Regions from separate parts of the Homo sapiens genome. Here all the other regions are linked to region 2. The links are chromatin loops, found by intact Hi-C in ENCODE. Cell type or tissue: natural killer cell. All regions are shown on one strand.

Evidence for each region. Peaks named below come from ENCODE experiments on the same cell type or tissue, not always from the same donor. Only the 100,000 strongest peaks of a DNase experiment are listed, where the experiment ranks them.
Region 1: a loop joins it to region 2, with 9 times the contacts of the local background. A loop is called at or near these places in 1 of 110 quality-filtered maps.
Region 3: it touches region 2 in a loop (4-fold over the local background); 1 of 110 quality-filtered maps calls a loop at or near these places.

The regions. Positions count from the first base shown.
Region 1 is chr9:7,120,489-7,124,488 of GRCh38, forward strand. The region is part of intron 18 of KDM4C (lysine demethylase 4C); the gene reads left to right. Among named protein-coding and RNA genes, the nearest start is that of KDM4C, 360 kb to the left of the region's middle. In natural killer cell, no CTCF peak of the experiment used is centred here; no DNase peak of the experiment used is centred here; H3K27ac peaks cover 469 bases.
Region 2 is chr9:7,974,392-7,978,391 of GRCh38, forward strand. No RefSeq gene overlaps it. Among named protein-coding and RNA genes, the nearest start is that of DMAC1, 180 kb to the left of the region's middle. RefSeq lists an enhancer at 2,360-2,469. In natural killer cell, no CTCF peak of the experiment used is centred here; DNase peaks (open chromatin) are centred at 420 and 2,170; H3K27ac peaks cover 2,833 bases.
Region 3 is chr9:8,060,804-8,064,803 of GRCh38, forward strand. No RefSeq gene overlaps it. Among named protein-coding and RNA genes, the nearest start is that of DMAC1, 260 kb to the left of the region's middle. In natural killer cell, no CTCF peak of the experiment used is centred here; no DNase peak of the experiment used is centred here; H3K27me3 peaks cover 160 bases.

The DNA of each region.
Region 1 (4,000 bases), 850 kb before region 2:
AGAGGTGGCTTAGTATGATGGGAAGGACAGGAATAGTAATGAATTCCAAAAAGACCTGATTAGTTTTTTTCTTAATACAGCCCCAAACCTGAGAATGAAATTATTTATTTGATTGAAACAACATGTCTTTGGAATCAGTGGTGATTATTAAAAACAGTAAAAGTGCAATTTTTTTCTTATATCACATTTGCCTTAAATATGAGATGTAGGTAAGTCAGATGAAATTTTATGACCAAATTTTTATCATTTCACTTTACAAAGTGTTCGTTCTCTCAAGTCTTTCTTACATCATATTTACTGAACTGAAGAATAAATGTTGGAGATGGTGTTTTCTTCCTAACTCACTTGGTCAGCTGTTTTTCATTTTTGTTTTCAGCATATCAGTTGAATAGTTCTGACTATACATGGGCTGGCTGATATTTAAGGAATTTTTAAAAATTGGAAGGACTCTTAGTTTTTTATATGTAGTATTTCAGAAATTATTAAATATATAATCCATGAAAAATACAGAGAAACACATAAAGAAGTACTAAATAAATCCCATTACCCAGAGTTATACATCACTAACATTTTAGTATGTATTTTCTCAGTGTTCCTTTTTTCTAGGCATACATATCTGTGTGAGTGACACATCATCACAAGATTTAGCGGTTTAAACCAGTGATAACTATTTAGCTCATGATTCTGTGGGTTATCAATTTAGGCTAGGCTTGGCTGAGGGGTTCTTCTGGTCTAAGCTATGCTGCCTCATGCATCTGTGGTCAGCTGCAGAATAGCTTGTCTGATCTTGGCTGGGTTCTCTCACAGGTTTATGGCCTGTGGTCAGTGTGATCTCTCATCTCCAACAGGGTAACTTGGGCTTGTTCACACCCCAGAGTCTGAGGTTCTTAGAGAGAAAGCAGAAGTGTTCAAGCCCTCTTGAACGAAGGACTATGAATCTGTGTACCATTACTTCTGCTATATTCTTTTGGCCAGTGCAAGCTAAGCCACAGTCTAGGCCAGATTCAAAGGGTGGGAAATAAACTTCAGTCCTTGATAGGAGGATCTACAAAGTCGTATGCACAGGATGTGGAAACGGGGAGGAGTGAAGATTTTTGGGCAGTTTGGAAATTTACCACAGTGTACACGTGTGTTTACATATGTGTACGTAGATGAAAAGTGAGAGCATATACATTCTGCATTTTTATCACCAGACATGCTCCAAATCCAAGTTACTAATCCAACCCTGTGGATATATTGGGGAAAGTAAGTAAATCTTAAATGGGAAGTGCCTCAACAAGTATCTAGAACAATACCTTCCATTCAATCAATGGAAGGCTTAAAAAAAAAAAAGGAAATGTAATTTCTTTAGGCCACTGCTTGAATTCTATTGGTGTTACTTCCTGGTTGGCTTTATTTCCTTGCTCATGTTTTTCTATGTTTACTTCCTGGTTGGTTTTATTTCTTCACTCATTTTTTCCCATGCTTATTTTCTGGTTGGTTTTATTTCCTTTTCTTTCCATGTTTATTCTTTTGGTTGATGGTCTGGAGCACCTATGTTGTGTTAGTCTATTTTCGCATTGCTATGAAGAACTACCTGAGACTGGGTAATTTATAAAGAGAAGAGGTTTAATTGACTTATGGTTCTGCAGGCTGTATAGGAAGCATGGATGGGGAGGCCTCAGAAAACCTACAATCATGGCAGAAGGCAAAGGGGAAGCAGCTCATCTTATATGGTCTGAGCAGGAGGAAGAGATAGCAGTGGGAGATGCCACACACACACACACACACACACACACTCTCTCTCTCTCTCTCTCTTAAACAGCCAGATCCTGTGAGAACTCTATCACAAGACAGCACTAGGGAGATGGTGCTAAACCATTAGAAACCACCCCCGTGATCCAGTCACCTCCCACCAGGCCCCACCTCCAATATTGGGGATTCCAATTCAACATGAGCTTTGGGTGGGGACACAGAGCCAAACCATATCACCTGTCATGGGAGAGCACTGCTCTAGACTACTTCTAAACTGTTCTGAGATCTTGGAAAAGTCACTTGACTTTGTCAAGAGTATCAGTAGATGTTACATCATCTATTTAGTCAAAATAAAAACTACCTCACAAAATTATTGGGAGAATTTAATTACCTCATGAATATGGACATATGCTGGAAACTAGATGTGTTATCGTTCCTAGGAATTATTTATGCTTTTATGGAATGTCTGTAACGTTTTTTTACTTAACATTTTGGCCATGTCCCCAGCATCTCTAACTGGCCCTACCATTTTTTAAAATGACGTGTATATTTTTTTAAGCCACTGTTGGTTCATTTCTGCTTAGTTCATATTAAAGAAAATTCAAGTTTTACAGCCTTAGCTTACACACTAATCTTCAGAACACCATAGCCATTTCTTTAATCTGATGGATGCCCTCGCATGATGCCTGTCTTCTCTGATCAGAAATGACATTCTTAACATCAATAGATTCTTAGACTTTTCTGACAGGAAATATTTTTGAGGATATGTAATCAGTTATGGGGTATGCTTGTCAATACATTTTTCCTGCAAAAATAAATCAGAAATCCTATCAAAATAGCATTATGAAAGAATCCATTTCCCTTAATACTCCTCATGAAATGGTCATGCCTGAAGTTTCTGAGAATTTTTATTTAGATGAAGGTTGTGTATTTAATTTATATACTGGCCATTTTTCTAACCAGCCAATCTGCATAAATTTCATATCCTAAGCAGGAAGAAAATGGTTGTGATCTGGAGCCAGCCTCTTCCTTATAAAGCCTGCATCACCTTCCTTTTCCCTTGGCTAGCCTCTTCTACTTTCCAGACCCTGTGAGTTTCACCATAAACCTTCTTTATTCCCTTCCGCTACCCACATACATGCACACCTAGCCAAAGAAAGAGAAACCAAAGAAACAGAACCTGTAGGGATAAATAGGGATATCACTCTACAGTGCCCCTTTGCTTCTCTTTGCCCTTTTCTGGACAGGAGCAGATAGAATTCATTCCTCTTCCATTTTGAAAGTTTGTCTGTGCCTATTCACTTACCCACTCATTTATCCATCCATTCATTCATTCACTGTTCATCTGTCAGGAACAGTGTTACAGACACCGTGCTGGGTTCTGTGGATAAAAAGACAAGTTCTGGCACTGATTCGTAGAGTTTACCCTGTCATTAAAGGGATGGTAACTGAAAGAGTCATGTGGCCAGGGTCTTAAGAGAGTTGTTAACAAAGGCTTTGGGAGCCCTGGGGATGGAGAGGAGACCACATTATGCCTTCCTTCCTGGGGACAATAGCCATGTGCCTGAATTTGACAAGAGTAGAGTCGGAGGCTACTGGAGCGGGTGAGGTGAAGGGTGGGTGCCTGGATTGTTTTCCTGGCAGTGATTTGGGGCTGGACTGATCCTTGTCAGTGAGAAGTCAGGGTGCTGCCCACTCATCCATGCCAATGACTCAGATACCATAGGAAAGTGGTTGACTCACCTGAGCTGAAGGTCTCAGTATGTTCTTCATTTCCTAGATGAAGCCGGTTAGGATTTGCTGAGAGTCTGCTCCCAATGAGGCTGGGCCTCCTTTGTGCTTCATCCTGTTTCATAGCACCCCTTTGATTTAGGTGTAATTTCTTCCACAGATGACCAAACTGAGGCTGACGAGGGTTATGTAACACCCCCAAGATCATCCAGCTAGTAAGAGTAATCAGCTTATAATGCAAATCCCCACACATTGTCCCCTTGGAGGGCAAACAATTTTTATTCAACTTCCAATTTTAACAAAATATACACTAAATAACTAATATCATAATAAAATACAATGCTTGTAATGCTGACAATGACTGTTTTTCAGTTTGACAGAGAGGGCAACATCTGCAAGAAAGTTCTGCCAAGATGAAGCTGTGTGTGTCCCTAATCCACATCACTCAGGGCCACTGTCTGTGGCCACACAGGTTGTGAATGTGGCCTCCTAGAGTTAGTTGTAACCTGTAAGAAGTAGCTGTCACAGGCCCAAT
Region 2 (4,000 bases):
TCCCCTTCCCCCAAATGTAGGCAGGGCAAAATAGAACCAGTAGGAATGAAAAATGTTAATTGTTTCAGGTTCTGTAATTTTGGGTTTAATGACTCAGGCTATGTGCTACTGAGTAAAATACTCATCTGGAGAAAAAGACTGTTGCATGACATATTTCTGATTAAGGACAATTTAAACTAATTCTAAGAAAACTCTTACATACTGCACATGCCATAAAATAAGCAATCCATTTAGAAGCCAAATGAACACATATGAGCAAAGTGGGTGAATTACGGCTGCCTTGGGAGCCTTGGTGTTACTTCTCCTTACGCTTGTAGGCTTAAATGATTGCTGCAGCATAGATATTGACAAATGGATATAGTTACACAGTGAGGCCTCGTGGGTTGACACAAATGCTGGTTGCTGTGAAAATACTCAGCAGTCGGAGGAACAGGAAGTGTCCATGGCTGCATTTGCAAATTTGTTCAGTTGCTCTCAAATTGCTAGCTTTCTGATGTGATCTCTGCTCATTTCCCCCACCCTAGCACCTGCCTCACTCTAGCACCCGTTTATGCCATTGCCCCCAAAAGAAGCCTTGCCATTTGACCAATTGTCCCATGCCCATTTTCAGACACCTCAGAATCTCTTCTCCCATCTCCGCTGTAAACTCAAGTTTCTTAAACCTTTCCAGAGCAAGTCCAGTCCAATCCAATCACATTGTTCCGTTGGGAATATCTTTGCTAATGGCAGCAGTGGGTGGAGAGAGGTCCTTGCCGTTATTTTGTCAATGTGTCTTGATCCTGTCTTTTCCAATTAATGATAAGTTCCTTGATGACAGGACCCATCTCTTTTTCCTCCTTCACTTCCCACAGTGGCCATAGAATAAATATAGACAGTATAGCCTATTAGGGAAAAGTGATTTACACAGAAATGAAGCATTCTTACTTTTTATTTCCAGTTGCCCAAAGACTTAGCAAAGTTGATCCTGCTACCTAATGAGGCATCTCTCATTCCCACAGTCTCTGCCTAGCTCCCCGCATATTAGAAAAATGTGACAATTTACAACTTTGTTGGGGAGCTAGGAACATTCGTTCCTGGAGCAGGTTAAACTGTTAGCAGGGTGGAAACTATTTCTTCAAACTAGATGTAATCTGCAATTCTAGTAAAGCACTTAGCAACAATTCCAGTTGATCCTCACTTGTGAGTTTATATGCGTAATACCCACAAGGGCCGTACCCATGTTTGTTTTGTTTATTTTTGTATCAAAAACCTTAGCCTAGAAACTAGTGCAAAGGAGTCGAAGACCCTGTCCATTCATATATTCAGCAAATACATTGAGCACCCACACACCCACAAAGTGTGTGTCTTTTGTTCACTGCTGTCTTCCCCATACCTAGGGAAGGTAGGGACTGCCTTCTTGGTTAACTTCTGGCTCAAAAAAAGTAAGAGCTAAGAATTAGCAATGCTTACTCTGTGCCTGGCACTTTTTAAAGTATATTACATGTATTTTAGATGTTTAATCTTTATAGTATCCTACAAATTAGGGATTATTAATATCCTTATTTTTACAGATGTGAAAATTCAGACACTTTTCTGCATAAATATGTACATAGTACTTATGTGTTGTAATATACACATTACAATATAGCATATATTTGTCATATAACATAACATGTATATGCACATAAATACATACTATAATACACATAGCATATATTATATGTAATACATATCATATATACATATATACATGTACATATGTTCATGTATTGATATAAACATATATTCACACACATACCCATATAACACTGATAAAAATGAAGTTGCTCTAGTGTAAGCGTGATGGCAAGAAGGGCTGAAATCTGCTGGCCTTTCGTCTTGTCGTCACCCATCCCCTCCATATCCTCTAAGGCACTTTCTCAGAGCCCAGTTTGAAACCACTCATCTAGCCCTTGTCTCTCATTTTACATTTGAAGAAAGTGAGGCTCAGAGAGGGAAAGTGACTTATTTAAGGTCTCACAGCTTCATTAGCTGTGGGCTAAAGGCTGAGCCAAGACTAGAATGCCCCAATTTTCAGATAAAAAAAGCTGAAGCTCAGGGATATTGTCATTTACCCATGAGCTCACAGGCAGGAAGTGGTGAAACTATCATTAAACTACGGTTGGCCTTGTTCTTTTGTGGTTTCATTTCACTAAGCCTCTGACACCCTGACCTCAACTTCCTTCTGTAGATATGTCACCTGGCCTCCTTCAGTCTAAGACACTACACACTGGCCACACACTTTGTCATCCTCATAGACTGACAACCTGCTCTCACATACCCTGCTTTCTTACTGTGTAGGCTCTCTTTTCTTGCTCAGAATGTCCTTCCCCACTTCTTCATGTGCCAACTCCTAGTCATCCTACAAGAACCACATTCACTTTAAGTTTCTTTTGAAGCCTTTTCAGTGTCCCATACCCTGATCCCATTACCTCTTCTATGTATGCAGGGCTTGCTTCATGCTTGTGTAACCCAAGGGCCCTGCATTTGATTTAACACATTTTAAAATTCTTAACAATTTATGAAAAAGGAAACCCATATGTTCATTCTGCCCTGGACCCTGCAAATTATGCAGCCAATCCTGTGTGTGTTTTTTCATGTTGCGTAGACTCTATTACAGTCAGTAACATATTGAGAAAGAGTGTGTGTCTCCTCTGATAGTCTATGAGCTCCTTGAAGCAAGAGGCTTGTCTTAGTCATTGCTGTATCCTCACACCAGACTCTACGGGATGCTCAGGATTCACCTGTTGATCTGTGAGGAAGCCCAAGGCTCAGTTAATGCCCCCCACCCTCCTTCCATAACAGTCTCCTGATTAGGAAACAGTGCTTGACCTCTAGACAATCTGAGTATCCACTCCAGGAAGTGGAACATTGCCTTCCCAATGTTGAAACTGTTAGCACTCAATCATGTTTCAGGAACATATAGAAGGTATGTGCCTATTCTGCTTCAATTGCTTTCCAAAATAAGTATACGAAAGTGGATAGAAAATATTTTAGTTTGATGAAGTAAGAATGTTATGAGGCAAAAGGAACTGACTTATCCCACTGGGTGGGGATTAGGTCTGGAATAAGATTGCACCATGACTAAAATGACTTCTTTAGCCAATGACATTCCTGAAGATTGGATCAGAGTAAAGTTAAACTAACCTACTCAAGGAAGACTTTCCTAAATCAGCCCCTTTGCTGTATAATTTAGTATGGAGAGCTGATTGTGGGTTTTTCTTGTTTCATTGTTTAATACATAGAGGTTTCACATTTCATTTTGAAACAGAAAGAGGGACTGGAAGAGATAAGTTAGTATGAGTGAGGAAAAGATTAGAAGGTAGAGATAGGATCGCAATGCTGTTATCACCTTTGCTTTATTGATAATCTCAGGAAGGACTAGACTGCTAAGAAAGAGGAGCCCAGATTGGAATAAAAGAGACGATGCCAGGATCAGCCTGTGAGAGGATGTCTCACTTAGTACACCTCAAGGATCATGTCAGCTGAGCATCTATACCCCGCGTGATGAATATTGCATACAGACTCTGCCTTCAAGTCATCCCCCATTCGACAAGCATTTATTTAAGGTTCTTACATTCCAGGACTTGTACTAGATGCTAGAAACAAACAGATAAGGAAAACGTAGGAAAATGCTTCTCTCAGGAAGCAATATTGTATATGAGTGGTGAAGAGCTTCAAATCTGGGGCCAAACTGCTGGGTTTGAAATTTGGCTTGGCCACCTACTGGCTGTGAAATCTTGGGCAACTTTCTTAATCACTCTGTGCCTCAGTTTCTTCATCTGTAAAATGAAATAGCCATAGTACTTATTACAAATAGGTAATAATTAGTGAGAATTAATTTGAGTCAATACATAAAAATGACTCAGAATAAAAGACCAGCTAAGAATATATACACACATACTTAGCTACTTATAATCTAGTAGGAAAGATGGGTATGTTATCAGAGGACTTACCATGCAAGACATTTGAAGACAAATCC
Region 3 (4,000 bases), 86 kb after region 2:
CCATTACATTTGTTTTAAAGTATTTTTGATTTCCATCTTAATTTCTTCAATAACTTAATTCAGAAGCATGTTATTTAATTTCATGTATTTGTACAGTTCCTAAAGCTCCTTTGGTATTGGTTTCTAGTTTTATTCCTTTGTGGTCTGAGAAGATAACTTGAAATGATTTTGGTTTTTTTTTTTACTTTTTGAGAGTTGTTTTGTGTTAAACATATGGTCAATCCTGGAGAATGTTTTATGTGCTGATTAGAAGAATGTGTATTCTGTACCTGTTGGATGAAATGTTCTGTAAAAGTCTTTTAGGTCCATTTGATCTAATGTGCAGTTTAAATCCTATGTTTCCTTATTAATTTTCTGACTTGATGATCTGTCTAATGCTGAGAGGGGAGTGTTGAAGTTTCCAATTATTATTGTTTTGGAGTCTGTGAAGTCCTTTAGATCTAATAATATTTGTTTTATTCATTTGGGTGCTCCAGTATTGGGAGCATATATGTTTAGAATTGTTATATCCTCTTGCTGAATTGATCCTTTTATCATTATATAGCCACTTTCTTTCTTTCTTTTTTTTTTTTTTTTTTTGCTGTTTGTTACTTTAAGAGTCTGTTTTATTTGATCTAAGTATAGCTATTCTGTTTACATGGAATATATTTTTCCATCCCTTTATGTTCAGTCTATATGTGTCACCACATGTAAGATAAGTTTCTTATAAGCAGGATGTAGTTGGATCATGTTTTTTTAATCCAATCAGCCAGTCTATATATCTTAGGTGGACAGTTTAATCCATTTGCTTTCAAGCTTATTAGTGATATGTGAGAGCTTATTCCCATCATTTTATTTATTGATTTCTAGTTGTTTTTTATATGCTTTGTTTTTTTCTTTCTCTGTCATTATCATTGTGGTTTAGTGGTATTCTACAGTGGTAATATTTGAAGCTTTCTTTTTCTTCTTCGTATGTTTATTCTACCACTGGTTTCTATATTTCCATGTGTTTTCATGATGATAGTTATTGTTCTTTTGCCTCCAGGTGTGGGACTTCCTTAAGCATTTCTTGTAGGGCTAGTCCCCAACTTTTCCTTTTCTGGAAAGATTTTATTTCTTCTTCATTTATGGAGAATAATTTTGCTGGATATTGCATTCTTGGGTGGTAGTTTTTTTTTCAGTATTTTGAATATGTCATCTCATTCTCTCCTGGCCTATAAAGTTTCTGCTGAGAAATCACTGTTAGTCTGATGGAGTTTCCTTTATAGCTGACTTGATACTTTTGTCTTGCTGTTTTTAGAATTTTCTTGTTTTCTTTTACTTTTGATAGTTTAACTATAATGTGCCATGAAGAAAATCTTTTTGAGTTGTATTTGTTGATCTTTGAGCCTCCTATATCTGGATGTCTAAATCTCTTGCTAGACTTGGAAAATTTTCATCTATTATTGTGTTAAATAGATTTTCTAAGACTTTCACTTTTCCTTCACCTTTTGGGACACCAAAATTTTGAGTATTTGGTCACTTTATAGTGTCCCATATGTCATTAAGGCTTTGCTCATTCTTTTTTTATTTTTATTTTTTATTTTTTTTGTCTGGGCTATTTCAAAAGATCCGTCTGCAAGTTCTGATTCTTTTTTCTTCTTGAGCTAGTCTGTTATTGAAGCTCTCAAGCATATATTTTATTTTATTTTGTGAATTCTTCACTGCCAAGATTTCTGTTTAGTTCTTTTCTTATAATATCGCTTTGGTTTAGGGCACTCATAAATTTGTGGTGGCCCCAATGCTGGGGGCAGCAGGGTTGCTACCAGTGGTTGGCACATCAGCCCTGGTGCTGGCAGCCAGCAGTGGCAAAGGCTGTAAGTGGGCGAGCTTGTCCTCGGGGTGCTTGTGAATGTGTGGTGGCCTCACCGCTGAGGTGGCAGGTTTGCTGCCAGTGACTCATGCTTCAGCCTTAGCAGCATAGCCAGCAGCAGCAGTGGCTGTGGATGGAGGATGTAAACTGAGTTCTACGGATGTGGAATTGCAGGGACTGTTGGCTGCCAGGGCAAGATGTAGTCTGGTGGGTGCTGGACTCTCAAAATGGTGTTGTGCTGTAGCTGCTTAAGACTCACAGGGGTAGTGGTGTATGAGACCCAGCATGAGCTTCCTCTCAGGAGCAATGTCATTGCCCAGGCAGCTCCCTGTGTTAGTCTCAGGGCCTGTGAAGGTGGAGGGGTTTTCTTGTAGTTAGGATTGCAGGAGTTTTTGTTGGAAATGTGGACCACTAGAGGTCTTTCACTTGCCCTTTCCCCACATTAGAGAGCCTGCCAGGCTCCGAGGAAATCCTGACCAACAGGCTGCCTTGCTCCCACCTCCTTACTTGCCTTAGGTGTTTCTTGTCACTTCTCTGTTGAATTCTAGTGCTCTCTTTTAGATGATCTGTTCAATGTTTGATTATCTACTCACCATTTTGGTTCTTCTCTGTGGAAGACACCAGTACCTGAAGCCTCCAGTCTGCCATTTGGAAGTTCCTCCCTCCCATTCCTTTTCAGAGGCTCTTTGTCTCTGACCCACATGTTCACTCTTGCTCTCCTATCTTATCTTTTTCCTAACCCTCCACTCCACCACCAGAATCTTTCATGGTAAATATATCTTCCATATCCTCAGGCTTCTTTCTTAGTATTTCCTTGCCTTCATTCTCCCCTGAGTTTACAACTGCTCCTTGCAGCTTTCTCCCTATCAAAAAGAAGAAACTCCAATTTTCAGCAAATATATTCATGTGGACTGGTATCTTGTAGTAATTGTTAATCACAACAGGAGGTGTTATATCATGCTCAGAGTGACCAAGGCAAGAGACTTAGAAAGAGTCTAGTATTTGTAATTCTAGCTTTGTATCCAAGAGAGTGCCCAGCTGTGGATAAGGTATGTATCAAAATTGCAAGGGCAAGGGATCCATTCTGATAAATCAATGATGATTCCAACAGTGATATTATGTCAGGGGAGTTTGGTAAGGAAAATAGAAGCAACTCTACATATTCCAAGTTTGAATGGTTTTGACTAAGGAAATTAAGCTTATCAATCATTGGAAAGCACAAAGGAATTAAGGTCAAGGAGTACCAAAGTACACTCTGGTACTTAACCTTGAAGCAAAAGATTCTCAATAGCTCACCTAGAAGCCATTGCAAACCTTAGGAATCTCTAGGAAATTTGCACCAGCTAACCAGCTCGTCTACATGAGTAAAATGGGTGGCTTTAAAGGATTTGTTAGATATCTGCTGTGTTCCCACACACTTGCATGTAGAATATTTGACCTCCTTTTCTAATGTCTTCCAACTCTTGTTTAAGTGCCTCCTATTGGCCAACTCTAACCTGGAACAATAAAGGGAAGGAAGAAAATTCTGGGAAATGTTGCTTCCATGCAGTGATGAATTAGAAGGAGCTGGTGGTGATACAAAATTGACAAGGGACTAGTCAGACCTTTCCCACTGGGCTTCAGGAAAACTGAACATATTCATAAACCAAAGGAGGCATCAACTAGATCCAGGCCAAAATATTAATTTCTTCCTTCAGCCAGGTTATATAGCAGAAATAGATTTGGGGCCCCAGAGGAAAGAAATCCAGTTAAATTTCACATTGCCAGAATTAAGCAATTAATGTATGCAATGTGAGGCTTGGCAAATAAGCATTTTTTTTAAATTTTAAAATATTCCCATTCCTTTTTTGGAAATTTATATAGTATGTGCCACTCCTCAATCTTTCTGCTATTTCTGAATTGCATTAAAACATTAATTAAATGAATTCAGCAATCAATCCTAACAGGCTTTCCCCTTGGAATAAAGTAAAAGTTAATTTATTTCTACTTAATTACCTCATTTCAGCCTTGCCATGTTTATTAATAATGAATATCTGTTCCTTTTTAAATGGCATTGATCACTAATTTTCACTGACGCTGAGGAGATTTGACATGACAAATGTCCAGAACTAGAAGTTCAGAGTTATTGTTCAACTGGATATACTTACAGCATAATCAATTTGTAAGCAA